7 separate regions of the Homo sapiens genome follow, and all the other regions are linked to region 1. A link is a contact called in ENCODE Hi-C or POLR2A ChIA-PET data. All regions are on one chromosome and are shown on one strand. The core of a region is the stretch at or near the end of the contact, and the rest is flanking DNA. Distances in the headings are between cores, read along the strand shown. Region 1 holds the start of SRSF6 (serine and arginine rich splicing factor 6). Region 2 holds the start of PCIF1 (phosphorylated CTD interacting factor 1). Region 3 holds the start of TOP1 (DNA topoisomerase I). Region 4 holds the start of ACOT8 (acyl-CoA thioesterase 8). Region 5 holds the start of UBE2C (ubiquitin conjugating enzyme E2 C). Region 6 holds the start of PLCG1 (phospholipase C gamma 1). Region 7 holds the start of ZHX3 (zinc fingers and homeoboxes 3).

What was found. A loop is a pair of places that touch in the nucleus more often than their neighbours do. ChIA-PET counts read pairs that join two places held with the same protein, here RNA polymerase II (POLR2A). Pooled maps may share reads with other maps.
Region 2: a loop to region 1 is called in a map of CD4-positive, alpha-beta T cell, with 7 times the contacts of the local background. The contact joins the promoter of PCIF1 here to the promoter of SRSF6 in region 1. A Hi-C loop is called at or near these places in 1 of 168 maps with a recorded cell type or tissue (CD4-positive, alpha-beta T cell) and 10 of 50 pooled maps. POLR2A ChIA-PET finds 5 or more read pairs at or near these places in 4 of 52 experiments (BJ, CD4-positive, alpha-beta T cell, CD4-positive, alpha-beta memory T cell and 1 more).
Region 3: a loop to region 1 is called in a map of CD8-positive, alpha-beta T cell, with 8 times the contacts of the local background. The contact joins the promoter of TOP1 here to the promoter of SRSF6 in region 1. A Hi-C loop is called at or near these places in 2 of 168 maps with a recorded cell type or tissue (CD4-positive, alpha-beta T cell and CD8-positive, alpha-beta T cell) and 8 of 50 pooled maps.
Region 4: a pooled map shows a loop between it and region 1 (19-fold over the local background). The contact joins the promoter of ACOT8 here to the promoter of SRSF6 in region 1. A Hi-C loop is called at or near these places in 5 of 50 pooled maps. POLR2A ChIA-PET finds 5 or more read pairs at or near these places in 3 of 52 experiments (GM12878, OCI-LY7 and activated CD4-positive, alpha-beta T cell).
Region 5: a pooled map shows a loop between it and region 1 (10-fold over the local background). The contact joins the promoter of UBE2C here to the promoter of SRSF6 in region 1. A Hi-C loop is called at or near these places in 7 of 50 pooled maps.
Region 6: a map of chondrocyte shows a loop between it and region 1 (5-fold over the local background). The contact joins the promoter of PLCG1 here to the promoter of SRSF6 in region 1. A Hi-C loop is called at or near these places in 1 of 168 maps with a recorded cell type or tissue (chondrocyte) and 8 of 50 pooled maps. POLR2A ChIA-PET finds 5 or more read pairs at or near these places in 3 of 52 experiments (A673, HepG2 and activated CD4-positive, alpha-beta T cell).
Region 7: a map of B cell shows a loop between it and region 1 (11-fold over the local background). The contact joins the promoter of ZHX3 here to the promoter of SRSF6 in region 1. A Hi-C loop is called at or near these places in 2 of 168 maps with a recorded cell type or tissue (B cell and gastrocnemius medialis) and 9 of 50 pooled maps. POLR2A ChIA-PET finds 5 or more read pairs at or near these places in 4 of 52 experiments (HepG2, MCF 10A, Panc1 and 1 more).

The regions. Positions count from the first base shown.
Region 1 is chr20:43,456,049-43,460,154 of GRCh38, forward strand. SRSF6 (serine and arginine rich splicing factor 6) reads left to right here and starts at 1,848. Exons shown (of 6, transcript NM_006275.6): 1 at 1,848-2,092; 2 at 2,313-2,461; 3 at 3,723-3,847; 4 at 3,985-4,106. The coding sequence starts at 1,986. RefSeq lists enhancers at 1,185-1,504, 1,565-1,724, 1,646-2,593, 2,025-2,124 and silencers at 2,265-2,364, 2,375-2,634.
Region 2 is chr20:45,931,827-45,935,932 of GRCh38, forward strand. It overlaps PCIF1 (phosphorylated CTD interacting factor 1), which reads left to right and starts at 2,857. Exons shown (of 17, transcript NM_022104.4): 1 at 2,857-2,978. It overlaps LOC107985388 (pre-mRNA-splicing factor cwc22-like), which reads right to left and starts at 3,245. Exons shown (of 1, transcript NR_171669.1): 1 at 1,668-3,245. RefSeq lists enhancers at 783-1,475, 1,758-1,907, 2,167-2,858, 2,859-3,549 and a silencer at 3,178-3,387.
Region 3 is chr20:41,027,132-41,031,237 of GRCh38, forward strand. TOP1 (DNA topoisomerase I) reads left to right here and starts at 1,691. Exons shown (of 21, transcript NM_003286.4): 1 at 1,691-1,969; 2 at 2,300-2,324. The coding sequence starts at 1,937. RefSeq lists silencers at 1,390-1,741, 1,962-2,031.
Region 4 is chr20:45,854,991-45,859,096 of GRCh38, forward strand. It overlaps ACOT8 (acyl-CoA thioesterase 8), which reads right to left and starts at 2,402. Exons shown (of 6, transcript NM_005469.4): 1 at 2,198-2,402; 2 at 169-302. The coding sequence starts at 2,325. ZSWIM3 (zinc finger SWIM-type containing 3) reads left to right here and starts at 2,624. Exons shown (of 2, transcript NM_080752.4): 1 at 2,624-2,990. The coding sequence starts at 2,836. RefSeq lists an enhancer at 1-265.
Region 5 is chr20:45,810,819-45,814,924 of GRCh38, forward strand. UBE2C (ubiquitin conjugating enzyme E2 C) reads left to right here and starts at 1,826. Exons shown (of 6, transcript NM_007019.4): 1 at 1,826-1,978; 2 at 2,619-2,646; 3 at 3,566-3,652. The coding sequence starts at 1,878. DNTTIP1 (deoxynucleotidyltransferase terminal interacting protein 1) reads left to right here. Exons shown (of 13, transcript NM_052951.3): 12 at 67-122; 13 at 239-600. The coding sequence ends at 377. RefSeq lists a silencer at 1,629-1,818.
Region 6 is chr20:41,134,687-41,138,792 of GRCh38, forward strand. It overlaps PLCG1 (phospholipase C gamma 1), which reads left to right and starts at 2,857. Exons shown (of 32, transcript NM_002660.3): 1 at 2,857-3,172. The coding sequence starts at 2,956. It overlaps LOC124904903 (translation initiation factor IF-2-like), which reads right to left and starts at 2,827. Exons shown (of 2, transcript XM_047440629.1): 1 at 1,016-2,827; 2 at 1-606. The coding sequence starts at 2,653. The coding sequence ends at 2,072. It overlaps PLCG1-AS1 (PLCG1 antisense RNA 1), which reads right to left and starts at 3,314. Exons shown (of 7, transcript NR_109889.1): 1 at 3,028-3,314; 2 at 1,016-1,125; 3 at 453-606. RefSeq lists enhancers at 1,372-2,156, 2,941-3,725, 3,647-3,746, 3,895-3,974 and silencers at 2,127-3,116, 3,237-3,496.
Region 7 is chr20:41,316,024-41,320,129 of GRCh38, forward strand. ZHX3 (zinc fingers and homeoboxes 3) reads right to left here and starts at 1,708. Exons shown (of 4, transcript NM_001384317.1): 1 at 1,486-1,708. RefSeq lists silencers at 1,228-1,517, 1,528-1,977 and an enhancer at 2,088-2,137.

The sequences.
Region 1 (4,106 bases), core at 598-3,097:
CCCTTATGATCACATGGGGCCCACCTGGACAATCCCGGGGCATCTCTGCATCTCAAGATGCTCAACTTAATCAGATCTGCAAAGTCCCTTTTGACATACAAGGTAACATCTTCACAGGTTTCAGGGATTAGGATTAGGATTAGGACATAGACATCTTTAGGGGGAACCCTTATTCTGCCTACCGAGGTGAAGAGGTGAAGCCGGCTGGGCTTCTGGGTTGGGTGGGGACTTGGAGAACTTTCCCGTCTAGCTAAAGGATTGAAAACACACCAATCAGTGCTCTCTGTCTAGCTAAAGGTTTGTAAACACACCAATCAGCACTCTGTAAAAACGGACCAATCAACATTCTGTAAAATGGACCAATCAGCAGGATGTAGGCAGGGCCAAATAAGGGACTAAAAACTGGCGGTCCAGCCAGCAGTGGCAACCCGCTCGGGTCCCCTTCCACGCTGCGGAAGCTTTGTTCTTTCCTTCAGGCAGGTTGGAGTCTTGCTTTGTCACCCAGGCTGGAGTGCAGTGGCATGATCATAGCTCACTGCAGCCTCGAACACCTGGGCTCAAGAGATCCTCTTGCCTCAGCTTCCCAAGGTGTGGGGATTACAGACTCGTATTTTTTATTTATCTAACTTTAAGCACGGCCTCTACCTCCCCCAGTCGTGACAAACAACGTTTCCCTCTAGACTTCCAAATAGCTCCAGGAGGACAAAACCCCCCTTTTTCAACCCGAAGCTTAAGGATATTGAGGTTGCACCACTCAAAACAGAGCAGGAATACATAAATATCTAAAGAGCTGGTGTTATCTCAGTGATATCCCTTTTTTTTTTTTTTTTTTTTTTTAGCTTCGGCGGTGACACCTACTCTCCTGGTCTTCTCCCTACCTCGCTAGTCACTCCTCCCAGTCTCCTTTCCTGCGCTTAAATTTCAGAGTACCCCAGGCGTTGGCCTGGGTCTTCCGCTCTCCACTTAAACTTACTCCTTTGAGGTTTTCAATCTGGTTCTACAGCTTTAAATAGCATCTCCATTGATAAACTCACAAAATAAGGCACTTTCAAGTCAGTGGAGGAAATGATAGTATTGGGACAAAGGACTTTCCATACACGGGAGAAAAAAAATCGTTCGTCGCTGTGGGAGGGCTGCCGGGTCTCGTCCACGCTCCCTTTTGAGCACCTACAGTGAGCGTAGGATTGCCACGGATAGCCCAATCCACAAGTGAGTCAAGCTGCCAGGGCTCCAAGAAAGACCCATGGAGGGAGAGGGGAACGTCCGGGGAGGCGAAGGCTGCGAGTGAGACCCGGAGAGGCTGATGTCGGCGGGTCTGCGCGCTCGCAACGCGACCTCCGCCCGGTCAGCAAGACCTCGGCGCGCGATCCTCAGATTCTGCGAAACAAGACAAGCGACTGGGTCCGAGACCGCGGTCCCCATCAAAACGAGCATCAACCAATCGCTGGGAGAAATCCGCAGCCTCGTTTTAAGCCACCAAGCAGAGACCGCGGCGACCTATTATGATAACCTCGAGAACCAATGAAAAACGGGGATTCGCTCAGCCCGCCTCCCGAGCTTCAACCCCGAAGAGATCGCGCACAGTTTTATAAAAGGTACAAATTAGAAAGCAGTTCTGCGGCTGGATTAGAGACATTGTGTTTTCAAAGACGGTGGGGAGGGCTAGAGAAAAATCCTAGAAGCTAGCAAGACCGCACTACACCGAAACGTCGCGGGCAACGGACTCGCCAGTCACCATCTAGCCCAGGGACGACGCGGGACGGACGTGCCGCTGCGCGCTGACATCACGCTCCAGGCCCCGCCCCACCGGCCGCCCATATAGCGAAAGCCTGGCGCGCGCGCGCGCCATTGTGTGGCTGGACTCGGCCGCCCCTGTGGTGTGAGGCGCGTGTTCGGGCTCTTGCCGTCCCCGCACCCGCACCGCGGTTACTGGCTTGCGGTCCGCCGTTCGACAACCAGCCCTTGGGTCCCCGCCCGCCACGGACATGCCGCGCGTCTACATAGGACGCCTGAGCTACAACGTCCGGGAGAAGGACATCCAGCGCTTTTTCAGTGGCTATGGCCGCCTCCTCGAAGTAGACCTCAAAAATGGGTGAGTCGGGCCTGGGCGCCCGCGCCCAGCGTCCCAGGCCTGGTGGCGGCGGGAACTCTCCAAGGAAAGAAGCGGCCAAGGCCGCGGCGCCGCGTGGCAGGGCCTCAAAGATGGCGACGGCGCGGCGTCGCGGGGGCGCGCGGTGGGGTACGGGCGCGCGCACGTGCGCGTCCTGGCTAACGACTCCCCCGCGGTTGTCCGGCCCTCGCACCGCCCCTAGGTACGGCTTCGTGGAGTTCGAGGACTCCCGCGACGCCGACGACGCCGTTTACGAGCTGAACGGCAAGGAGCTCTGCGGCGAGCGCGTGATCGTAGAGCACGCCCGGGGCCCGCGTCGCGATCGCGACGGCTACAGCTACGGAAGCCGCAGTGAGTCCCACCCCCGCGCGCTCCGCGCCCTTGGGGACCCTGGGGGCGGGGGTGGGTGGGGTGGGGCCTCCCAGCCCGGGCAGGCGCGAGGGCCGGGGGTCGTTTGACTTGGGTGTCCCCGAGCCCCGCTGCCTTCACGTCTGCCCGGGGCAGCCATGGGACGCCGGAGCGCGGGGATTGGGTTTGGGTGTTTGGTTTTGTTTATTTGCCAAGTTGGGAGGTGGGTGGCTTCTTCTGGCCCCTTGTCAGCACTGTCACGGGTTCTTCCCACAGAGGAAGTAAGGGGTGGCTGTATTTGTTGTATTCTCCTTACTTACCTATCAGTGCATTAGTTAGAGGTTCGGGGGCAGGCTCGGGTGGAGGTGGGGTAGGGGGCGCGGGGGACGGGGAAGGGGAGGAGCATAAAGTATAGGTCTTAAAGCTATGGAACTTGATGGGGGCCAAAGAATGTACTATTTTTAAGTAATGTGGTATTGTACCACAAAGTAGATCTAAATAAGCTTTATGCTGTATTTGAACTAATTGGGGCATGTTATTGGGAGGAGGTTGGGGGGATTTTTGGTTATGTTAAATGTTTGATGTTTAAATTGTTGCATGTTGAATTCAAACTTTTTAACAAGTCCTTGATGTTTCAATTTGAAAGTGACCAATGGGGCTGAGGCTGTGTCCACTGAGGCTAAGATGACTGCCTTTCCTGATTGGCCTTGGCTTTTCCATACATTGTGTGACCCTTGCCCTATGACCCTTTGGCTGACCTTACCGGAAGCCATGACGACAGCAGCCTTTTGCCATTAGACGCAGGGTGATGGTGAGGATTCCAAGGGTTAGACAAAACTGGTTAATCTGAACTAGGTGACTGTTACCTTGCGTGTTTTGTGGCCAAACCACCACCAAAAACCTCACACTGTGATGTAAGTACTTAGTGTAAAACTAGTAAACATTTTTGTAAAATGTAGAAATGCATGTAATCAGTTAAGTTTTATATTTTACAATGTTCTGTAAAATAAAACTTAGCGAGGTAAATCGAATAAAGGAGCAGTCACTCTCTAACAGATTGTAGGAGAGGTTTAGTTGGATTTAGTCTATTTGACTTGCCCTTAATTTAATTTTATGGCAAATCACAAATGTGTCGAAGGTTTAGCAATATAATAGCAAAGTCCTACTCCAGTAAATAAAAGTTGATATGTTTGTACTAACTTTCAAAGACATTATGCGTTTTTATCATTACAAGGCATCTAATTGTTCCCTTCATGTGATAAAGGTGGTGGAGGTGGATACAGCAGTCGGAGAACATCTGGCAGAGACAAATACGGACCACCTGTTCGTACAGAATACAGGCTTATTGTAGAAAATCTTTCTAGTCGGTGCAGTTGGCAAGATTTAAAGGTATGTTTTGTAATTCAAGATAGAAATGATATGACTAATGCTTTAAAGTAAACTCCTTTTATATTCTTATTTCTGGGAATTTATTATGGTATATAGATGTTTTAAGATTTCCGAGTCTGACCAATCTTGTCTTTCAGGATTTTATGCGACAAGCAGGTGAAGTAACCTATGCGGATGCCCACAAGGAACGAACAAATGAGGGTGTAATTGAGTTTCGCTCCTACTCTGACATGAAGCGTGCTTTGGACAAACTGGATGG
Region 2 (4,106 bases), core at 1,607-4,106, 2.5 Mb after region 1:
GCACTTTGGGAAGCCGAGGTGGGCGGATCACCTGAGGTGGGAAGTTCGAGACCAGCCTGACCAACAGGGAGAAACCCCGTCTCTACTAAAAATACAAAATTAGCCGGGCGTGGTGGCGCATGCCTGTAACACCAGCTACTCAGGAGGCTGAGGCAGGAGAATCGCCTGAACCCTAGAGGCGGAGGTTGCAGTGAGCCGATATTGCACCACTGCACTCCAGCCTGGGCAACAAGAGCGAAACTCCGTCTCAAAAAAAAAAAAAAAAAAAAAGATTGAACTATCCAGGGCCACTGTGTCCACTCAGACCAGTCACATCGCCTGAATCTAGATCCCTTCTTCACAAAACAGGGAGGCCAGAGTGGTTTAATGGAACCAGCCCTGCATTTTGGTGTTGAGAACTCCGGGCTTAAAATCCCAGTTTTGTTACTTGTTGATGGCTGTGTGAACCTGGACAATGACTTCGCCCCTGCCCCTCGCTCCAACCTGTTTGCTCATGTGCAGATTTAGGTAATAATTCACAGAATTCCATGATAAAACAGAAGACTAGGCACTTGGGATGTTTGGTATCTTGGTTATCAATTAAGAGAATCTGAACAATGAATGAGAAAATACTTTGAAAACATAAAAGAATAGATAAAAGGCCGGGCGCGGTGGCTCACGCCTGTAATCCCAGCACTTTGGGGGGCCGAGGCGGGCGGATCATGAGGTCAGGAGTTTGAGACCAGCCTGGCCAACATCGTGAAACACCGTCTCTACTAAAAATACAAATAAAATTAGGTGGGAGTGGTGGCGGGTGCCTATAATCCCAGCTACTTGGGAGGCTGAGGCAGGAGAATTGCTTGAACCCGGGAGGCAGAGGTTGTAGTGAGCCGAGATCGCGCCACTGCAATCCAGCCCGGGCGACAGTGCGAGATTTCGTCTCAAAAAAAAAAAAGGGTAATAATCACTACATGGTTTTTAAACTTTAGTGAAAGCGCGGGCTAGCTGGGGGGCATGAGCATGGAAAACTGGTTATCCCGTAGGTCAAGAGCGACCACGTAGTTTACTGCCCAAAGCAGTACTTTTTTTTGAGACAGGAGTCTCACTCTGTCGCCCAGGCTGGAGTGCAGTGGCGCGATCTCGACTCACTGCAACCTCTGCCTCCCGGGATCATGTGATTCTCCTGCCTCAGCCTCCCGAGTAGCTGGGATTACAGGCGCGCGCCACCAGGCCTGGCTCATGTTTGTAATTTTAGTAGAGACGGGGTTTCGCCGTGTTGGCCAGGCTGGTCTTGAATTCCTGACCTCAGGTGGTCCACCTGCGTCGGCCTCCCAAAGTGCTGGGATTACCGGGGTGAGCCACCACGCCCGGCCCAAAGCAGGGCACTTCTGAAAAAGGAGGCAATATTAGTAATTATGCCAGGGCAGCAGGCATAAATCAAAGCTGGCCCCCCACCCTTCCAGAACTGAGACAGGACCCAGGAGTCTGGTTTCCCATCAGGCCTCTTATCTGAACGAGAAGCTCTGCGAGGGCAGAACTGCTGTGCCTATATAGAGCTGGCTTATTTCTGGAGGGCTCAAATCTACTTGGAGCAATGCTCATGCCACTGTGAGATGATCACGGCTAACCGATTCAGCACTTAGGAAGCGCCAGGTATTGCGCTGAGGACTTCACATGCATCACCTGAGTTAATTCTCACCAAACCTTTATGAGGTAGGCGGATTTATTATCTTCCACTGAGGAAACTAAAATTTAAATTGGTTAACTCCTTCAAGGCCACACATTTTGGGTGGAGGAGCAGGGATTGAAATCAGATGAGGATCATGAACCCTCGTTCTCAATTACTACTCATATCGGTGCCTCCGTTTTTCTTGAGCGTCCGCCTGCCTGCCCCCACGCTGGCGTGCAGCCAGGACCATGGACATCTGAGAGGCTACTCAGCCGGGGTACCTACAGCCCCTGGCTCCACACAAGCGCCGGTCTGACAGCAGGTGGCAAGCTTTTCCTCTTCTCAAGCTAGCACTGGAAGGGATGCTTGCTGGGGAGACCGGAGATGGGTGGAGCTACCACTCGGACGCCTGCAGGCTCCTACCAAAAAGAATCCTGCAGGGAGCCGGATGAGGAGCACCTCACAGCTGCCAGTTCCCTGCCAGGCTACCCGCTGTAGCTGGTTTGAGGGCTCAGTGAGGCTTTGAACTGCAACTAATGGCCACAGATGTCAATGTTGGAAAGGCCCTACAATGCATTTAGTTGATTTCCCAACTCTGCCGAAAGCCATCTCTATTACTTGCCCCCGAAGGCTAGTTTAAGTTGCTTCTACTCAAGAGCATTTACAGCTTGGGTTCGATGTATATGTAGCCCGGGCATGGGGCAGGGCTTCTTAACATTTGGACACCACGCAGCACAAAGGCCCAGAGAGGGAAAGAGACTGGCTGGAAGAGGCAGAGCCGCGCGGGTGCCAGGACCCAGGTCCTTGCTACGTCCGGAGCCTACGTCACCACGATGCCTCCCCTGGGCCGGCGGCAGAACCCGAGACCCCCGCAGGTTCTAAGACAGCCCCCACGCCCCCCAGTGCGCACGCTCAGTCCAACCCCGCCGCGCACCGCCCACCGCGAACATCCGGCTCCTGCGTGTGTGCTCGAGGGGGAAACTGAGGCGGGGACGTGCCAGTGAATTCATTCCTTCCTCAGTCCACCCGCAGGCCTACAAAGCTGTCTCCCCTTCCTCAGCGCCACAAGGAACAGCAGGGACGGATGGGAAGAAGGGGAGGGGGCCGAAAGCAAGCTGGGTGCGAGGAGCCAGCCGACCCTGCCACACTCAAGATGGCGGCGCGGCCGCGGCGAGGTCCCTCAGAGGCGGTACCAGCGCATGCGCAGCGCGGAGTCCCGGCCCGGGACACAAGATGGCGGCAGCGGCGCTGGGGAGGGCGAGGCGGAGGCGGCAAAACGGGCGGTCGAGCAGAACGTGTAGCCGCGTCCCCTCCAGTCCGCTCCGGGCAGGTAAGAGTCCCAGGAAGCCATGGTCCCGCAGCGAGCCGCGCCAGGGTCTGGGGATCCGAAGCTGGGGGGCGGCGGCCCCTCCGGCGCTTTCTGCTCGGGACTGCCGCTTGCCCTGTCTCTGTTGCCGCCGCCATCTTAGACCCGCGGGTGGGCGGCCGCGCCGGTGGCCGAAGTGAGGGAGGTGGGCCCGGAGAGCCCCAGCGGAGCGGGCTCTAGGGCCCCTCCGCTGCTGCCGCCGCCACCGCCTTTGTGTCGGGCTCCGACTCTGAGTCGCCTCAGCCCGGGGGCGGGAGCGCGCGGCGGGGCGGGGGGCGGAGCCCGAGAGATGGGCCGGCGCGCGCGCGCGCGCCAAACAGCCCACCCTCGCTGGGGTAGGGGGAGGGGAAGGTGCGCGCGCGCGCGCGCGCTGGAGCTCGCCTCTCGCCTTCGTGCGCCGTCGCGCCTGCGTACTTTGTTCGCCCTTTGACTCCTCCCTACTGGGCCGGAGAATTCTGATTGGTACATTGCGGAGATGGTCCCGCCCCACGTGCCTCCAATCCCGGACTCGGACTCTGGCTTCTGGTGGGTTTTTCTGGTTGCGCAGATAGAGTTGTTTATCCTTGAGCAGCGGTAATTCTCAAACTGCGGTATGCGTGGGGGTCGGGAAGCCACAGGATAAATAAAGACGTTAACTTAAGAGCAGTTATGTCTTACTGGGAGCGTACAATGCTGGACTCTACATATAACGGTCGAGTGATTCCGGTTTATAAGCCGGAAAGCAGAAGGGCCCGGAATCCGGGTCTGTCCAACCCAGGGGCTGGTACTTCGGCCACAGACCTGCTGCGCTCAAGTCACATAGGAAATTAAAAATGGTTTTAATTGCAAAAAATGGGTACATTTTTTCAAATAGTGTGAAAAAATGAGTCATCCTGTCTCCCAGTCACTCTTACGGTGCGTTTTAAAAATACAAATTCTTGTGTGCCTCACCTCCGTATTTATTTCTGGCTTCTGAGATGCGCAGTGAGGCACAGGAGTCTGATTTTTTTTTTTTTTTTACAAACTCCAAGATGATTCTGATGCACAGCTGGCTTTGGAAATACTGCAGTGTCCCCATTTAGCCTCACACTAAGCTGTGCCGCTTGTGCGTAT
Region 3 (4,106 bases), core at 441-2,940, 2.4 Mb before region 1:
TGAACAGTTTTCATATTTACTTCCAAATGATTTCATAGATATTATTTCACAGATAACACTTAGGATGAAGGTAAATAAAAAGGAGATCAATTAAAATATGAAATAATAATAGTGAAAGTGGTAATAGATGTGGCAATATCCACAAAGGAGTAATGGTTAGATTAGCATATTGAGAAGATCACTTTGGCAATTGTTGGAATGCAGTTTACGAGAGGGCCAAGAATGGAAGCAGCAATCCCTGTTAGAAGTGTAGTGTTTTGGAGTGCGGTGTTTTTTGTTGGTTTGTTTTTTGTTTTTTTTAAACCAGGTCTCACTCTGTTGCCCAGGCTGGAGTGCAGTGCAGCCTCGACCTCCTCCTCGGGCTCAGGTGATCCTCCCACCTCAGCCTCCCGAGTAGCCGGGACTACAGGCACATGCCACCACACCCCGCCAGTTTTTGTATTTTTTTGTAGAGTCAGGGTTCTGCCATGTTGCCCAGGCTGGTCTTGAACTCCTGGGTTCAAGTGATCTGCCAGCCTCGGCCTCCCAAAGTGCTAAGATTACAAGTGTGAGACACCACCCCCAGCCAGCACATTGTATTAATCCAAGCAGGAGAACGCAGACTTCAAAGGCTTATGGGCAGCAGAGAGAAGTAGATGAAGCAAAGAGATGCAATCAGCGGGACTAGTGGGAAATGAGGGAAAGGAAGGTGTCAGGATGGGGCTTTTTCTAGCTGAGTGGAGTTCAGTTCATTCCCAGAGAAGCTTGAGAGGTATCCAACTATAGATGCAAGGTAGCTGGCTGTTGGTCCCTTGTCTTTAGGACAGTTTGACTTTTGTAATACAGGCGACCTCACAGAGCTATTGTGAGAATTCAGAGCTGGGCACAGAATAGATGCTCTATAAACGGTAGTTCTATTCCCCATTTGCCCCGTCCTCCCAGCATGCCAGGGATACAGGGGCGGATAGAGACAGGTTCAGTTCCCTTTGGTCTCTTGCATTCCCCCTTCCCTCAGCACAATTCCTGGGCTCATAGCGGATGCTCAATAAGTATTTGTAGAATGAACCAAAGAAATCAGACCCTTGGTGACCCAGGGCTACATGTACTCGGCGGAAAACTGGGGTTAAACCGGACCCTTGGTTGGTTGAAAAATTAAAATAATTTTTAAAAAGTGGGCGTGAAATAATCCAGAAGTTGGAGGGCCTGGACAAAGGCTGGGGAGGGGACTCCTCCCACCAGGCGGCCTCAGGGTCGGCTTAGCAAGAAAGGAGGCGCTGGGGAGACCTCTGGGGTCCCAGCTGCCAAGGTACTCGCCGCTCCAAGGAGATGCGGACGCCGGATACCAGCTCTGCCCAAGATTGCTGGGTCCCGCCGCGGCCTTTAAAGGCCCACCACGTGGCTGCGCGGCCAGCCCTGGTCCGGAGGCGGTGCCCGGGTGGCGCCTGCGCACTGCCTAGCAGAGGGGCTGGGGTTCCGAGAAAAAGCGTCTGGAGAGGAAGGGGAGGCTGCTTGGGGTGGGACGCCGTGGGAGGAGTCGGCTCCTTATGCAAATCACAGCGGAGCGCGCACGGTCCGGAGGCGGGGCTTGCGATGCAAAGACAGGTCCGTCTGGCGAACAGCGAGGGGGCGGGCCGCAACCCTCTGCCTCTTTCCGCGAGCGCTGACGTCGCCGACGTGTTGTTTAAAAGCGGCCGCGCAGGCGCAGTGAGCCCAAATGCGAACTTAGGCTGTTACACAACTGCTGGGGTCTGTTCTCGCCGCCCGCCCGGCAGTCAGGCAGCGTCGCCGCCGTGGTAGCAGCCTCAGCCGTTTCTGGAGTCTCGGGCCCACAGTCACCGCCGCTTACCTGCGCCTCCTCGAGCCTCCGGAGTCCCCGTCCGCCCGCACAGGCCGGTTCGCCGTCTGCGTCTCCCCCACGCCGCCTCGCCTGCCGCCGCGCTCGTCCCTCCGGGCCGACATGAGTGGGGACCACCTCCACAACGATTCCCAGGTACGGCCCGGCCTGACCCTGGCGGCCCCGGACCCCGGCCTGGCCGTCCCGCGACCCCCGGCGCAGGCCCCGACCCCAGCCCCGGCCCGGCAGCTTTGACAGGCCGGAGCCCCCGGTGAGGGGCCGCCTGCCGGAGTAGATCGGCTCGCTAGGCCGCGAGCGAGGGCCGCGAAGTTACAGTTCGAGGCAGGGATGGCTGCCCTCTGTGGCCACCCCCGGGTCCCCGTCCTCCCCGGGGGCGCAGGGTGAGCCAGACCCCGGCCGCGCGCGCTCGCCGCCGGAGGGGTTAAAGTGGCTGTTGTTTGATATTCTCTCCTTTTCTTTTTCCAGATCGAAGCGGATTTCCGATTGAATGGTGAGTGTGCCCCCTGCGCCGACTCCGGGGCCCCCCAGCCGCCGGCCGCCTCCCCCGCGCCCTGCCGGTGCCGGGCAGAGGACAGACATGGCGTCCCAGAGACTAAGTCCCGGCTCCTCGCTCACCGGCCCCATTGTTCCCATCGGGCCGCCTCTTGACCCCCTTTCCGGGGACCCCAGCTCCTCCAGATCCCGGCCCTCCCAAGAGGGGACAACGGAGACCCCGTGTCGTCCGCCACCGGGCCTCGGGCGGTCTTTCCGGGCCGGGATTCCTCCCGGGAAAGTCGCCTTGTCGACGGTCGGGACTTAGTCTCTGCGCCATTTTCTTTTTCTCTCTCCTCTCCTTTCTGTGCCTGTGTCTCTTTCTCTCCCTCCCTCGGCTCTTTCCTTGAGCTGCCCAGAATGAGCTTTCTGCAGAGCAAAGCCGTATAAATCACATACTTCACCAGAGAGGGAAGGCTGGGGGACTGAATTATTATTTTTTAAACTTTATTTTGGGGGTTATTCCCTTTATGCTTCATGTTTGTTTCCTTTTCTGCTTCCAGAATGAAAGATTTCCTTAAGCAACTGTTAATTTTTTTTTTGATAGGCTGTTTATGATAGGAATTATGGCTCTAAAACTAAAGCCACGCTTTGTGGAGTTCTTTATATTTCCAGGTTGTTTTTCCCAAGTTACGTTCTTTGCAAAGGTAGCAGTACCTCCCTAAAGAAAGTTTGCAAGTTCTCTGTGGGTCACCCAATGTAAATGTTGGATTTTTAAAAAATTATGTTAGTCACTGGAACTTTTCATTGTGGTCGAGGTTCCCAATGCAGTGTTTTTCTGGAAACGCAGTTTAGTGTACTTGTTGGAAGGAAAGATTGTTGAGCATCTCTTGTGGACCTGGTGTGTTGGCCTTTTCGTTTGGGTTGTAAGGAGGAAAAAAAGATTTTATTTATTGAAGCAAAGAGTGTCCAGTACCCACCCCTGCTTCCTGTTCATTCTTTTTCACGAGCCACTGTTTTTCAGGAATCAAGAACTGGCTTTTTTTTTTTTTCCCAATTCTTTATGTTTTTGAACCCTTTTCAGCCAAATCAAGGCATTTATTCTTACTGTATTTCCACTTCAGTTACCCAGGGAAGAGTCCTCCAATAAAAAGCTCATCCTTGCAGGCTTTCGAACAACCCTGTTGAAGGAGAAGTTACCTTCTGTAGTGTGCTGGGAATTCCCACTGATTTTGATGGTACATAATCCTGCTCAATTGAGTTTGGGTTCCGGGAACCTCTCCAATGGGAGAAGTTGATGAGTAGGTTTTCTAATGTTGTAATCAGCAGTCCATCATGTTAGCCTGCTCTACTGAGAGCAACCTTATGTTCAGAGTTTGAAGTGGGGCATCCAGCAGGAGATGGTACTCAGCCAGGAGAGAATCTGGTTTAAAGTATGGCATTTCTTGAGCACCAGATATGTGCCAACCACTGTGCTTGGTGCTAGAGCTGATCCTGTAACCATAACACTCCCTTGCTCTCAATTCAGTCTATTGGGGGAGACATAATTAGTTAATTATAAGGTAACTACTGGGGCATATGTGTACCCAAAATGCTTTGAAGTATAGGGGAGTTAATTTTGTCTGAGGGTGGGGAAATTTCTCAGAGGAGGTGACTTCTGAGCTGGGGGTTGTGGAAGACTGGGCGCAGAGAATTGTCAGGGGTTGGAGTGTTTCTTAAGTACGTTTAACCAACCTATCACGATTTTAAAAGAGGGAGGAGGTGAGGCCTGCAGTTTAGAAAGCCACAGTATAGACATGTT
Region 4 (4,106 bases), core at 1,152-3,651, 2.4 Mb after region 1:
TTAGCCCCAGACCTCGTTCCACCCTAGACACCTCTTAGGGTGGTAGTGTCCGCCACCCCTCCCCTTGTCTTCCAGTCTCCCTCTCTTCCCTTTTGACCTCAGCCCCCAAGGCCAGAAATGGCTGCTGGGCCACCAGGGTTGGGTTGGGGCAGGAAGTGGGGGGTTTACCTGCCCGAACAAAGTAGCAGTGCAGGGAGTGCACGTGGACGTCTTCACTCACAGACTTGGCTGCAGCCACCAGGGCCTGGCCCACGATCTGACCACCAAACAGCCTCTTGGCCGGTACCCAGTAATGCCTTCCTCTGTAGGGAGAGGGGGAAAGAGGGAAAGACTTGGGAACTGGGCCAAATTCTACTACCCTCACTAAGACTCTAATGCATGATCTCTTCACCATATTGGGGTTTAAGATCCTTTTGAGAATATGGTAAAAGCCATAGGTCCTTTCCCCAGGCAAATATCCTTATGCATAAAAATCCTCTGGGCCGGGCGCAGTGGCTTACATCTGTAATCCCAGCACTTTGGGAGGCCGAGGCAGGTGGATCATTTGAGATCAGGAGTTCAAGAGCAGCCTGGCCAACATGGTGAAACTCCATCTCTACTAAAAATACAAAAATTAGCTGGACGTGGTGGCATGCACCTGTAATCCCAGCTACTCAGGAGGCTGAGGCAGGAGAATCACTTGAACCCAGGAGGCAGAGGTTGAGGTGAGCCAAGATCGCACCACTGCACTCCAGCCTGGGTGACAGAGCAAGACTCCATCTCAAAAAATAAAATTAAATAAATGTATAAATGAATAAATAACAAGAGCCCTCAGACATCAAGTCTAACTCCTTCAGTGTACAGATGAGAAAACTGCAGCTTGGCCCCAGAGATGAAAATGCTTGCCCAGAATGTAGGCCCATTGGAAGCTGAATAATTATGTCTCTAGCCTCCCACGTCCCAGCTGTTTGGCATTTTCTGTAACAATGAGTTATGAACAGCCCTCCATGACCTGGCAGGTGGCTCTCGCCTGTAATCAATCCCAGCACTTTGGGAAGCCGAGGTGGGAGGATCGCCTGAGCCCATGAGTTCAAAACCAGCCTGGGCTCCAAAGTGGGGCCTCATGTCTACTAAAAATAAAAAAGTTAGCTGGATGTGGTGGCAAGCGCTTATGGTCCCAGCTAAACGGGAGACTGAGGCAGAAGGGTCACTTGGGCCCAGGAGGTCGAGGTTGCAGTGAGCCATGTTCGTGCCACTGCACTCCAGCCTGGACAACAGGGCCAGATCTTGTCTTCAAAAACAAAAATCAAATAGCCCTCCAAGAAGTTATTTACAATTCCTTAAGTGGAAGGAAGGGAGCTCAAAGTAAGATAACTTCCAGTAAAGCCAGGAGAAGCCTTGGAGGTCAAAGCTGTTAGAAGCCTTGCTGCAGGGGGCTGGGCGCGGTGGCTCATGCCTGTAATCCTAGCACTTTGGCAGAGGTGGGCAGATTACAAGGTCAGGAGTTCGAGACCAGCCTGGCCAACACGGTGAAACCCCGTCTCTACTAAAAGAAGTTAAAAAATTAGCTGGGCTGTGGCGCGCCTGTATGTCCCAGCTAATCAGGAGGCTGAGGCAGGAGAAATGCTTGAACCCGGGAGGCGGAGGTTGCACTGAGCCGAGATCGCACCACTGCACTCCAGCCTGGGCAACAGAGCAAGACTCCGCCTCAAAGAAAGAAAGAAACCCTTGCTGCAGTCAAGAACTTCAGCGATGCTGGGAAAGAAAAAAACATGCTTAGGCCTCAGAATAAGTAATGAGAAACCAGACCCACCAAATGGTACTGGGGGCGGGATATTGTGAGAAGAAAAGGATACTGAAGACACAAGGAGCTGCGGCGTCGGTTTTAAGGCTGATCCATCAGCTGTGTGCCCTTGGGCAAATCACTGCCCTCTCTGGGCTAGCTCCCCCGTGAAGGCTTAGGGCAGGCTGCCGAGCAGGGTCTCTCAGGTCACCACTATATTTGCTCAGCTGTGCAGACCTCGCAGCGCGGAGAGGAAGGGAGGAAGCCAGAGCAGAGAGGACAGCTCTGTTGGGGGCGAGTTCTCTCCTAATCGTGGCAGAGGGTGCATCCCACGCAGAGCCATACTAGTCCCGGAGCCAGGGGCCCCGGGCGGCGGCAGTCAAGATCAAGTTTCTGCCCTAAAGGAGGGGATGCTGGGCAGGAGCTGCCGGCTACCTGAAGAGATCCTCGTCCAGCGGCTCGAGGTTGAGCACGGTCGTGACCAAGACGCTACGGAGGTCCCCAGGGGGATCGCCGCGGTCGCCACAGCCCTGCCCATCTTCTGGGGCCTGCGGGGACGACATCTAGTTCAATGCTGCAGGCCCTGCACACCCGCTCCGCGGAAGACGCGGAGACATACACAGAACCTGACTCTTCCGGCAGATTGCCCTAGTAACCGGAAGTCTCCTGCAGACCCCGGGAAGGAGGAATCTAGGTTATGATTGGTCAGGACTCCTGTCAGTCCGCTGGTGGCTGTGGCCCTCTTTCTCTAGCAATTGGAGAAAATGAATGCCAATCTGCGAATCCTGTGTGTGACTGGATATGTCGCTGAGGAGGCGGAACCTCGGGACTGGATAATATGGACTGAGTGTCATTTCCCCTGTCAGATAGCAAATACACCCCCTTCCTCTTGTAACCCGGTCAGGCCTAGGGTTCCTCCCTGAGTTCCAGAATAGGCCACCCAGTTGGGGCGGACCCTTAAGGCATTCTGGGCCCACGCCTGCCTATAAACCCTCATAGTGTGACCTTTGACCCCTGGTGTGATCTTGGGCCCGGGCTGGGACCAGCCCCTAGTGTGGGTTGTGGGGGCGGCCATGGAGCTGGGCAGCTGCTTCAAGACCTATGAGGACTTCAAGGAGTGCTTCAGCGCCTACAAAAGGGAGAACAGGTGCTCCTTCATTCTCAGGGACTGCGTCTCCGTCCGCTTCCACAACCTCAACCATGGCACCTCCATCCGCGAAGACATCCTGTAAGGGCGGGCGGGGCGGGGCGGGCCAAGAGGGTGGGGAGGAGGCTGGACCTCCGGAGGGCTGCCTGGAGGAGGAGGGGTGCATAGGCACGCATTGGGCTGCGTGGCCATTCATTCAACAGGCACTCATTGAGCACCTGCTGTGTGCCTTGTGAAGAGAGCTAAGCCTCCACGGCCATTGGTTTTTGACCACCCACTCCACTTTCACTCCATTCACAGGCTTTTCTGGAATTTATAACTGCAGTTTCTCCCATTGTTTTGAGCAGCTGCAGCAACCCAAATACAAAGTATGGCTTTCATAAACGGATAAAAACACCTTGGCGATAATTTCCTTCATCAGTCTCCTCTTTACAAAACAGTCACATGGTCGTTGGAATGTTCGTTCATTCATTCATTCAGTTTTTAGTTCTTATATATTTGTTGAAACAGGGTCTCACTCTGTCCCCCAGGCTGGAGTGCAGTGGCACAATCAGCTCACTGAGCCTTCAACTGCTGGGCTCAAGCGATCCTCCCACCTCAGCCTCTCAAGTAGTTGGAACTGGAGGTGCACGCCACCATGCCTGGCTAATTATTTGATTTTGTACAGACTGGGTCTTGTTATGTTGGCTAGGCTGTTCCCAGACTCCTGGACTAAGCGATCTTTCGGCGTCTCAAAGTGTTAGGATTACAGGCATGAGCCACTATGCCTGGTCTATTCATTCATTTTGTAAATGGTTTTTGAGCTCCTTATATTAACCGTTTTCAAACACTTTCCATGTGCCAGGCAGTGTTCTCTATGCATGCTTTACCCTGCAGGGCTTTTTTTTCAGAATTATAGATAAATGTTATTTTTTTGCATTTGACAGATGAGAAGATTTGACAGATGAGAAGTCAGGCTTAGAGGTTAAGACAGGAGTTGAAAACTCAAATGCCTTCAGGGATTAGGTGAAACAACCCAATGTAAGAAAGTTTTAACTTTGAATTTTACTTTAAGAAAAAGAATGATGAAATAGCAACCAACACCAGGTCTTTGTGCTAGGGACAACAGAAGTGTGAAATGGGCCAAATGGAGAGTAGATGCCATCTAATCAGCTCCAGCTGATGGCTGCCATATGAAAATAAAGATCTAGTGTTGCC
Region 5 (4,106 bases), core at 576-3,075, 2.4 Mb after region 1:
TGAAGTGTTACTGAGTTGGAGTGAAATGAATCAGGCAATGACCACTCTCCCTTGCTCCTGCCTCAGGCCTACCTCCTCATCGAGGAGGACATCCGGGACCTTGCGGCCAGTGATGATTACAGGTAAAACCAGTGGGTCTCCTGCCCCTTCTCCTCTCCCTGCCTCCAAATAGCCCCTAGAATGAGGCAGGGCCTACATCCTCACTTCCCCCAACTTCTCTCTTCAATGTCTGTTCCAGAGGATGCCTGGATCTGAAGCTAGAGGAATTGAAATCCTTTGTCCTACCCTCCTGGATGGTGGAGAAGATGAGAAAGTATATGGAGACACTACGGACAGAGAATGAGCATCGTGCTGTTGAAGCACCTCCACAGACCTGAGGCCGGGTCCCCTGGCCACACTTGGCAGCCCTCCTCCAAAGCCCTCTTCCTCACGTGGCTGAGGCCACCGCTGGGACTGCTCCTAGATGGATCTCAGCGGCATTAAGCTGTGCCTGAGCGAGTTTGTAGTGACTCACTGCACAGCACCCCCAGACTAGCATGTGGTTCTATATTTGTAAAGTTATTGGGATAAGAAACAATTAAACAGTTTGTAGTAAACACAGATGGTGAACCTGCTGTGCCCTCTACCTTGTGGGAATTGACAGAACATCAAGGGCTCTAGAAGTGGGTGTAGGAAAAAAGGACGAGATAACCCTCACCCATAACAGTATAGAGCCAGGCTTGATAAGACCAACCTGGGAGCACCATGTACCCTGCCCGTCTTCCCTTTGCCCATTTGTAGTTTCCTTACCCAGCTAATGTAAGGACATGGCAGAATGCGATGGAGTTTGATGACAGATCATATGAAAAATAGAGTTGGCTTTTATTGCTCCCATTTTACAGGTTAAGATACTAAAGGACCCGCCCCAAGGTTACACACTACCCACTGGGGAGGTAGGATATACAGGATATGAACCTGTGTTGTTGGGGTTTTTGTTTGTTTGAAGACAGTCTTGCTCTGTTGCCCAGGCTAGAGTGCAGCCTCTGGCTCAAGCGATTCTCCCGCCTCAGCCTCGCCAGTAGCTGGGACTACAGGCTCGTGCCACCTCACCAGCCTTTTTTTTTTTTCTTTTCTTTTTTTTTTTTTTTCTTTTAAGTAGAGACAGGTCTCCCTATCCTGTTGCTCAGGCTGGTCTCGAACTCCTGGGTTCAAGTGATCCTCCTGCCTGGGCCTTCCAAAGTGTTCGGGATTACGGACGTGAGCCACTGCGACCAGCCTGAACCAATGTTGCCTTTTTTTATTTCTGTCATCTCTGCGGAGATGTATGGACCTATGTTTTCTAATAGGGAGCCTGCTGCTCTGGCCATCAGCCTTTAGTTTTTCCCCTCGCTGGGATTTTCAGATACTTAGGACGCAGCAAAGGTGCCCAGGCGATTATAATGGTGGGAGGGTACCAGTGCTGCAGGATTGGAGGCACTCCCTGCCCGAGGGAAATTGGATCAAGGCTGGGCGTGCCGAGTGTTCCCACGCGGAGTAAGACGTGTAGCCAGAAGGAGGGGTTCATCCCACGTGGACGTTTTCTTGGCCCTTTAATGGTTAGCGTTTTCCAACGGCCACCAATTCGCTACGGATTCGTTAGTTAATGGCAGCATCATCTACCAATCGGTTGTCAGAAGCGGGATTCTGCCGCCCAATAGCGGTGCGCCAGTGGGTAGGTCTAGCAGTGGCGCAGCAATAGAGCGCTCCGGAGCGTCTCATTGGCTGGATCAAACCCAAGCGAGCCATTGATTGGTCGACGCCCCCAGAGGGTTACAATTCAAACGCGGGCGGGCGGGCCCGCAGTCCTGCAGTTGCAGTCGTGTTCTCCGAGTTCCTGTCTCTCTGCCAACGCCGCCCGGATGGCTTCCCAAAACCGCGACCCAGCCGCCACTAGCGTCGCCGCCGCCCGTAAAGGAGCTGAGCCGAGCGGGGGCGCCGCCCGGGGTCCGGTGGGCAAAAGGTGAGTGATGCGGCCTACCACTCGCCGGGCCTGCCATGCCCTAGGCATTGGTACCCAGAGCAAAGATTTCTAGGACCACCCCCCGCCGCCACCTCCTGGAGCGGGAGATCTGCGGGTGCAGGAGAACACACCAGGAGCTCGGGGCCTGGCATTCCCCTGGGCATGGGTGTCGAGGGCGGAGACTTCCGGGACTCCCACCTCCTTGCGCGGGTGAGATTCGAGAGATGGGGGACAGGCCAGGAGCTCAGACCGCTCTTTGAGACTCTCCCGAAGGAGAATGGGAGGGTAGGGGCGCTGCCAGACTCCTTCCCTGGTGGGCCTAGATGAAGACGCTCAAGGACCCTCGTGACTTGGCCGAGACAGGGGAAGGGAGAAGTTGAGTCGGGCAAGGAAGAGATGCTAAAGCCTGGGGAATTAAGAACATGCCAGAATCATCCCGAGGGAGTCTGGAATTAGGGAGGGTGAGGACTCGCTAGGATCGTCCTGTGGATCTGGTGAGTATACCCTGAGCTGAGCCTGACCTTGGTGATGTGGGGAGCCTCCATGACGGCTCCCCCTGAGATTCAGGTGGGAGAAGATGCACCGTCTGGAGGCCTGGCCCATCCAGACTCCCAGGTAACCCCGAATACTCTTTTTTCAGGCTACAGCAGGAGCTGATGACCCTCATGGTGAGTGATTAAGTGCCCAGAACCCCAGCCTTCCATCCAATTTTCAGTAGCCTCCTTTTTTCCGTCAGCTTTTTTGCTAGACATAGGGGTAATGTAATTTGCTCCCTCCTGGGAAAGAAGTTCATACACCCCACCTACACCATTTCTTCCAGCAGTCCCTCCTCCCAATTCCATCCCCCCACACGAAGTTATCTCGAACACTTCCCTGAAGTCATACAAGACCCTCCCTATCCAGTGTGTCCCTACTTCCTAGCCCCAACCAAGCTTTACCCACACCCAACTCCCCGCCCTTCTTGGTATTTCTAGCCTATGAATTTGGTTGCTTTATTTTGGATCAGAGTGATGAGATTAAGGGGAGGCTGGGCGCGGTAGCTCACACCTTATAATCCCAACACTTTGGGGGGCTAAGGTGGGCGGATCACTTGAGGTCAGGAGTTCGAGACCAGCCTGGCCAACATTGCAAAACCCTGTCTCTACTAAAAATACAAAAATTATCCAGGCATGGTGGTGCATGCCTGTAATTTCAGCTACTCGGGAGGCTGAGGCACAAGAATCATTTGAACCGTGGAGACAGAGGTTGCGGTGAGCCGAGCGCACCACTGCACTCTAGCCTGGGCGACAGAGTGTGTGTGTGTGTCTGTCTCTGTCTATCTCTCTCTCTCAATCTCTCTCTCTCTCTCTCTATATATATATATATGTAAATATATATTTTTTAGTAGAGATGGCATAACCCCATCTATATCTCATATATATACACATATATATGTGTGTGTGTATACATATATATGTGTGTGTGTGTATGTGAGCATATATATATATATATATATATATATATAAAATTAAGGGGAAAGCTCACCCACTGACCTTTGCTATGCCCAAAAGTGTACTCCACATTCCAACAAATGTGTTTTCTCCCCAGATGTCTGGCGATAAAGGGATTTCTGCCTTCCCTGAATCAGACAACCTTTTCAAATGGGTAGGGACCATCCATGGAGCAGCTGGAACAGTAAGTGTAGGGCTGGGATGGGTGAGTGAGTCTGGGGAAAGGTGGGAAGTGAGATCCAAGTGCGAGCTCTGCTTCAAGCCTTTGGCGGAGCAAGACACTCCTCCTGTGACTGTTTACATTCTCTGAGCCATGTGGCCTTGTTCTTTCCCTCTGTGCAATAAAGGGTGGGTTTAAAGCAGGGCTGCCTATCTTAGATGTTTACATGGGGGGACAGACAGCAAGGAAATGGATGAAGTGAGGACTTTGGCCAATAGGGCCAGATCTCAAGAAGGCAGCTTCCCATTGCTGCAGATCAGGTTTAAGATGAGTCAGAAGTCCAAATCTGTGCCAAATCTAATTTTTACGTATTAGCAACTAATATTCTTTTTTTTTTTTTTTTGAGACGGAGTCTCGCTCTGTCGCCCAGGCCAGACTGCGGACTGCAGTGGCGCAATCTCGGCTCACTGCAAGCTCC
Region 6 (4,106 bases), core at 1,607-4,106, 2.3 Mb before region 1:
TCAACAACCTCTTCCTGGCCTCAGGGCCTTTGTACATGCTGTTACCTCTACTTGGAATGTACTTTTCTCCAACCCACCTTTAATAATTCACCTCGCCATCGACTCACTTCCTTTAGACCTCTGCTGAGGTCTGAAGAGATCTCGACCCAATGTTTTTCCTTCTAGCCCTCATCATAATTGTCTTTATGTAACAGAGTGTTTATTTAATGTCTGAACTCCCAGAGAGCTGGCGCTGTGTCTCTCTTGTGCTCCTCATGTTGTCAATGCCCAACACAGAGAAGAGCAGGGTCCACAGAACTTCAAGCCTAAGCCAGTTCAAGCCACACTCTGTGAGCACTCACGTTCTGCTGGATTCCCTGTGCCCAAGGCCAGCGGTGAGCATGCCTCCCCTCACCCATGCTGATTAACCAGATAGCCTCCATGCCCACTGACTACTGACCACCAGGACTTACCTAAGCCAGTGGATCTCCTGTGAGGCAGAAAACTCATGGAGTCAGGCCGACTTGGGTTCTAGTTCCCACCTAGTCATGTTATGTGGCTTTGGGGCAAATTGTAGAACTTCTCTGAATCTCTGTTTCCTCATCAGTAAATTGTGGACCATCATTCCTGATTAGAAGATAATTATGAGGATCAGGTGTGACCACAGGTGCACACCTTCAGCACAGGGTCTACGCTAGCTCCGTCCCGCCCACGTAAAGACCTGCCACTAGGTGGCAGTCCATCTCAGCTACCCCACCGCTCCTTACTCCACAGAGGCTGGCTAGGACAAAGGGTCTCAATGTCATGCTGAATTCTGAGCTTCTTAGGGGACGCACTTGAGGAAATCAACGTTAACACACAAGTTTCCACTACAGCAAGACAAAGTCAGAAGCAGCAGCCCCAGGTCACTATCCAGCTGAGTGGGTTGCCTGAGCACACGCTCTTACAAACTCTAGTCTAGTCCTACTATCTCACAATTCCCAGGAAGCCTGGCTCTTTCTCTGGCATCAGCTGGAAGCTCTGTTGGGCTTCTCACCTCTGAAATGCAGTAAGTTGTCCTGCTGTGCCTGGCAGCCGACCCACTGCCTGGCTCAACATGTCAGACAGGCTCCACCGCGACCGTGGGTGTCCTCAATTTTGGCGGTGCTGACAAGGGTAGATAGATTGCAGGGGTGAGTTTCAAGAATGGCTTCAGAAAGACAAAGAGTATGAATTATATTCCATAACCAGAAAAAGGCCTTGTGGCTGGAGAATGGAGAGTGAAGGATCACTTGTGAGAGATGAAACTGGTGAGATGGGCAGGTCATATAGAACCTGCTAGGCCAAGCAGGGAGTGTGGATTTTAGGTGCAATGGGAATTCACGGAGGGTTTTAGCCTGGATGTAGGGGATCATGATTTAATTTCATTTTAAAGATTTAAAGCATGATAAATCCAGGCAAAACCAAACTGATAGATCCAGGCAAAACCAAACAAGGTGAGTAGTCTGGGTGACAGGAGATGGGGCCTTCAGCTTGTGGGCTGAGTGACAAGGTCTTGATGGATTGGAGGTGAGGCAAAGGGAGGAATCAAAGTTAGCTGCAAGGTTTTTGACCTTCCAACTTAGAGAAGTTTAGCGCCGCGTTCTGAGAAAGTGAAGACTGTGGAAGGAATCGTTTGGGGAGGGAAGGCGAGCTGTCTAAGGGGGGGGGATGTGGAACATGCAGTGGGATGCTGGGGCCTGGAACGTAGGGGAGATGCAGGTTTGGAGTCACCGGTGCCTGTGTTGTTGGGCAAAGCCAGGGGAAAGGTCAGGTCGCCTTGGGATCTGGCCTAGCACTGAGTGCAGAGGAAGAGAAGCTTCTGAGATCGAGAGGCAGCGGCTACAGGAGGAGGAAGAAAGCAAGGCGGGGAAAACCAAAGTTCAGGAGAGCATTTGCAGGAGGGCGCTGCGGGGTAGGGTCTGAGTCGGAGCCCCGAATCGGACTCGAGTCCTGTCGCGTGGGGACGGAGCGTGCAGAGGCCCATGCGAGGGACAGACACAAAGGCCCTGGGAGCTGCAGGTCAGACCACTGGACAGCGCGGCCGCGGACCTAACGCCCCTGTAAGGGGTGCTCACGCTTGGGGGGAACTCTCCGAAAGAGAGGACCACTGAAAGCCACCCTGGCAGCAGGGGCGGAACAGACAGACGTGGGTCTGGCCGTCGCCAGAACTGCCTGCGGACCAGCCCCGCGCTGCCGGGGGGGCGGGACATGTCGGCTGTCCATCAGTGCCCGCGACCAATCCGCAGGCAGCCCCGCCCCCGCCCCTCCCGGGAGAGGGCGCGCGGAGGACCCGCCGCCGCCGGTGTGAGGCGGCCCGTCCTGGCTCCCTTGTCCGGGAAGCCCGCCCAGGTAACTGAGTTTGGCCGGGCATTCCCGGAGGACGCGCCATCCCCTCACGTCCCGTCCCGGTCGCTGCATGGGCGGTGTTCGGGACGCGGGGGCTGCGTCTGTGCGGGACCGCGGGGTAGCGGCCGCCCGTGCGAGTACGCCTGACTGACGCGCCGGCCGCCGGGCCTGCGGCCTGTGGGCGGGGCTGCCGTGCGTGACAGGGCCGCTCGTGGCCGCCGGGCTGTGTCCGGGGCCGCGTGAGAAAGCTCTGCGGGACTGAGGGCTGGGTGGGTCGACCGGGAACGGCGCGCGCTCCCGCCGCCATCGCGCCTCCGTCCCCGCCTGCGGCCTGTCTGGGGGTCGCGGGGCGCAGGCGCGGCGGGCCGACGGGCGGGGGTCCTCCCCACGGGTGCGCGGGCGCCTTTGTTCCCGGCGCCGAAGCGGGGTGGGGCCTCAGGGCAGCCCCGCCCCGCCGCGCTGAGGCCCCGCCCCGTGTCCGCCTGCAGGAGCCGCCGCCGGGTCCCGCTCGTCTGCCGCCTCAGCCTCAGCCCCAACCTCAGCCGCCGCCGTTGCGCTTGCTCCCGGGCGGTCCTGGCCTGTGCCGCCGCCGCCCCCAGCGTCGGAGCCATGGCGGGCGCCGCGTCCCCTTGCGCCAACGGCTGCGGGCCCGGCGCGCCCTCGGACGCCGAGGTGCTGCACCTCTGCCGCAGCCTCGAGGTGGGCACCGTCATGACTTTGTTCTACTCCAAGAAGTCGCAGCGACCCGAGCGGAAGACCTTCCAGGTCAAGCTGGAGACGCGCCAGATCACGTGGAGCCGGGGCGCCGACAAGATCGAGGGGGCCAGTAAGTGCGCCCACTTCCTGCCTGGGCCCGCCCCGCGCGGGGGTCGTGGGAGCCCGGCCCGACTGCTTGCACCCCGGCCGGCCGCCCCAGCGACTTGGGCAAACTTTCGGGCCCTCCCAGACTCCCTCCGGGCCCCGCCCCCGCTTCGTCTCGGGTGGTCACTGGGGGCGGGGGGCATCCGGGTCCTCGGTCACCTGACAGGACACCCCCCCTCCCCCAGCTGGGGGGAGTGTTCCAGGCGCTTTGCCCTGAGGCCTAAAAATCCTCGCGGGCTGGAGACCTGCGGTGCAGGCATCGGGCCCCCCAGACCCTGGGAGTGGTGGCGGCGTCGGCGAGGGGAGCTAAGGCAGTGGCCCCCACCCTGCACGGGAACCTGGGGCCTGACCAGACGGTCCCCGCCCACTCTTTATCCAGAAAGAGCAGTCTGTGAAACTCTCCGGGCCCCCAGGCTGGGCTCTTATTTGCAAAGGAATCTTTGGGTTCCCTAAGTAGAACTTAGGCAGATGTTGGGTAGGGCTGGTCTTGGAGCAGAGCTGGGCCTACTCATCTCCCTCTGGGGGAGAGGGAGGAAGGTGGTCTTGTTTGGTTTGGAGAAGCCTGAGAGAAGCCAGTGGCTGGAATTTTTTTTTTTTTTTTTCTGCTACTTTTGTCCCAAAGCTGGGTTTTGGAGGCCTATGTGGGTGGGCAGACACTCAATGCCAGGGCAGGGACTCCCCTTGCCCTGGGAAGCACGTTCCCAGGAGATGGGCCCCATAAAGGCCTGCCCCAGCGCCTTGGAGTCAGGTATTCTTCTCAGGAGTGCAGCTAGTTTGTGAGTCTAGCCCTTTGTCCTCTGTCCGGTGGCTTCAGGGAGCGGGAGCGGCTTCTCTTAGTTTCCTGCCTTTTCGCCTTCCCAGGCCTGAGCTTGGCTGCTTTTGCGCTGGTCTCTAGTGGG
Region 7 (4,106 bases), core at 458-2,957, 2.1 Mb before region 1:
ACAAACTCAAAACCAAAAACCAAAACAACATGGGGAACATTTTTTTCCAAAAATTACCACACTTCCCATGCAATGTTTGCCTGTCATGAACCACTGCACAAATCAAGCCCCGCTCAATGTATCAAGGTCACAAAACCAACTTGGTTAATATGTTGATCATTACATAGTGGCTCTGTCCTCTACAGCAACTTTGATACCATCTTTCCAAGGCAGCAACAGAAGGGCCCTTTTCATTCATTTTCTATGTGTCTTTGATACTATTTTGCGCTTCTGGATTTTTCCACTGTATGTCTCTTAGAAACAAATTAAGCTCGAATAAGTTGTTCCAGCTAATGAAGTGCGCTTTTGGCTCCTTCTCCGTGGTTCAGAATTATCCGGCAAAATACCAATTGTTTTAGGATGCATTTTCTCTTAGTTTTGAAATATTGCAATACTAAGTTACCACAAATAAAGAGCATTGAGATAACAACACACAAGAACGTGTATAAATGGAAACTACTGTAATCCTTTTTTAAATTAAGGACGTGTGGACGCCTCATGAATAAACATTTAGGATATCTGGATAAATATATACTATGTGTTCACATAGATAAAAACAGAAAGGAGCATTCCTTCCTACCTCACTCCCCCACCCCAAGTCACATAAGTTTCTCGCAGGGCACAAGCCCAGGGCAATCACTGCTCAGAAATGTAAACCATGCAACTCAAAATGACTCAAGCCCTCAAACACTCCCCACCTAAGTCCTACATCCCATCCACTCCTCAATCACTTCCAACAGGCTTCCCTGAATGAAAATCCCAAACTGGGAAGGCTTAACAAGCTCCAAACTCCACTCACACGCCACTCAGGGAATCCGAGGACCTGGGGCCCACGTGTAGTGTTTTCGCGTGGGCAGACAAGGGTCCCAAGATTCAGGGTGCTACTGTACCCCGAGTGGTTCGAGTCCTGGCTCTGCCGCCTTCACTGGTCGAGCTGACGCTCTTTACACCGGGGGCATGGGCTGCCACATCCCAGCAGAGTGCAAGGGCCCTCGGGCGTGGACGCAGGCGGCTCTCGGGTGCACACGCGGAACGCACACTCGGGCATGCACTCTCACACGGTCAGGCGGGCCTGCGCGAACGCCCCCGCTTCCCCTCTACCACCCCCTTTTGCGCCTTCTACGATGGTGGCACGCGGGGCTACCCTGACCCCTAGGACCCCTGGACGCCCGCTCCTGGAGCCCGGGGGGTGATGACAGATGGCGGAGGGCGGGGCTCCGGGGGGAAGGGGCGGAGCCTCTCAGCATGGGGGTGCTGGCGGCTGACAGAAAGACCAGGGGCAGCCGGCGGGAGGGGGCTGACTGAGACTGCGGGCCGGCCGCGGGCCAGGCGTGGCGGGAAGGAGCTCGCGCAGACACAGGGTCTGACAGGCAGAGAGAGATACAGACACCGGGGACTGACAGCCGCGGGGGCACGCGGGGCCGGCTGGCCGTGGCGGGCGCTCACCTGGCAGCGGCGGCGGTGGCGGCGCCCGCGACCGGGCCGCTCTTCCCGCGCTGCGGGCCTCCCTCCCCGCGGCCGGGCGGGCGGCCGGCGCAGGCCCCGCAGAGGCGGCGGCGGCGGCGACGCCGGAGCCGCGGACTGCTGAGCGGCGGGGACGCAGCTGCACCAACCGACTCCGGGCCGCTCGGCTGGGCTCGGCCGCTCTCGGAGGCGCTCGGCTCTGCTCGGCCTTGCACGGCTCCCCTCGGCCTTGCTCGACTCGGCTGGGGGCGTGGCCCAGGCCCCCCAGTCCGCCCAGGTCGCCTCTGGCGGCCGCGGGGCGGGGCTTTCGAGCGGGTGCGAGCCCCCTGACGTCGCGGGGAGCGGACCTTGCCCCCGGCGCATGCGCCAGCACTCCTCCTCCCCCCTCCTCCCCGCCCCACCGTGTGGAGGCTGAAGAAGACGGGGAAGGAGGCGCTGGGGGCGGATGCTGCGGTCCCAGAGGTTCCTGGCTTTTGTACTCCATATCCTGCTCTTTCCAGAGGACCACTTAAAGAAGGTCACACCAGGTTACACTTTCAAAAGGATGTGTGTGTAGGCTGGCAGGGGCTCTCGCTCCTGTCTGCCCCCACTCCTCCAATTCCAGTGTTTCCCAACAAGCGTCGACTAGGAGTGGTCTTTTATCCAACCAAGGGTTCACTGCAATTTTTAATATTTTCTGTTTTCTTAAGAATAATAACAAAAAAACTAACTCTTGATCACTGTTTTAACATTGAGTCTTCAAGTACTTGAACTTTCAAACATCAGTCAGCCTCCTCGAGTCCACTAATACCGTCCTTTCTTCATAGCTGTTGTATAACCTGTAATGCCTGGGATGGGGTTGGGTTCTTTCCTGAATTCTCGTCACATGATCCAGGCACCTTTTTAGTTATGGAACCAAGTCTGCAGCAAATATGCTCAGAAAGTGGCTCCCACCTTTAGAATCCAGTGATTAGTAAACAGCAGGAGCTCTACGGTCTTGACACACCTGGATGGGAATCCCAGATCTGCATTAATCTAGCAGGTTAATAATTGTCTGAGTGACTTTGGACGTGTTAATCTCTCAACTGTAAAAGGGCAATGAAACATGAGTAAATCAGTAGAAATATTAAAAGGGTTAAATGACACCACATATAAAGATTTCTGCACAGTGCTTGGTGTTCAATAAGTAAGGCTGCCTTTAACTTCAAGTAACTTTAGAACCTTCAGATCCTGAAAACCAGGGAGCATATACACAAGTGTGAGCGATGTGTCCAAGTAAACAAGTCGATAGTCAAACACCCATACGTGGCACCTTAGCTTGCTCCTTTCACAACCTTCCCTACCTCAGTTCATGTCAACTCCATTCTTCTGATGACTCCAGACAAACCATTGGAGTCATCCTGGACTCCACTCTCCCTATCATATCCCACATGCAACCCATTAGAAAAGCCTGTCAGCTCTACCTTTAAAATACCCCTTTTCCTCTTTCCTGGAATATTGTAGTAGCCTCCTGCCTGTTCTCCACGATTCCACTGTGCTCTCATGGTGCCTTCTCTCAACACAGAAGCCAGAGGGATCCTGTTGAAACCTAAGCTCAAAAGCCCCCAGAAGGTTTCCCATCTCAGAGTAAAAGCCAAAAAAAAAAAAATATGGGGGCAGTGGGGTGGAGAGTGGGACACAGTCTCACTCTGTCTCCCAGGTTAGAGTGCAGTGGCCCCATCACAGCTCACTGCAGCCTCAACCTCCCAAACTCAAGCAATCCTCCCACCTCAGCCTCCCAGGTAGCTAGGACTACAGGTGCACGCCACCATGCCCACCTATTTTTTTCATTTCCAAAATGTGGTTTTTTTCCCAAAGGCTTCCAAGATCCTATGTGTCTGCCCTTCGTCCACTTATACTCTCCACCTCTCTAACTGCACCTCCTTCCACTCGGCCTCCTCATTGCATGCCAGGCACACTAGCCTCCTTCTTGCTCCTGGAATATGGAGGCTCACTTCTACTTCAGAACCTCTGTACTTGGTGTTGCTTCCTCCAGATATCAGAAAGGCGTGTGCTTTCCAAGTTTCTACTCAAAAGTCACCTCCCCAGACTTTCCCAGACCACTCTACTAAAGTATCAAGTCCCAACTCCAATCACTATCCTCTAAGCCTGCTTTACTTTTCTGCCTAGCCCTTCTAACCTGAATATCATCTATAATATCTCTGAAGGTGGGAACTTTGTTTTTCCCATCTTCAACATCTAGAACATGGGTCGACATGTTCAGGTACTCAATAAGTATTTCTGGGATGAATGAGAATGTATATAGGTTATACTGCTCCAATACAACTTCATTTATTCAACAAACTTTTCTGAGCATCTATTTTGATCCAGGCACAGTGGGATCCTGAGAAAAATGAGGTATTCTCCCGACCTTTGAGGAACAGTATTTCAGAGGAAACAGTCATGTAAAAAAAATACTTCTGGCCGGGCACAGTGGCTCACGCCTGTAATCCCAGCACTTTGGGAGGCTTAGGTGGATGAATCATCTGAGGTCAGGAGTTCGAGACCAGCCTGACCAACATGGTGAAACCCCATCTCTACTCAAAATACAAAAATTAGCCAGGCATAGTGAGGCGCACCTGTAA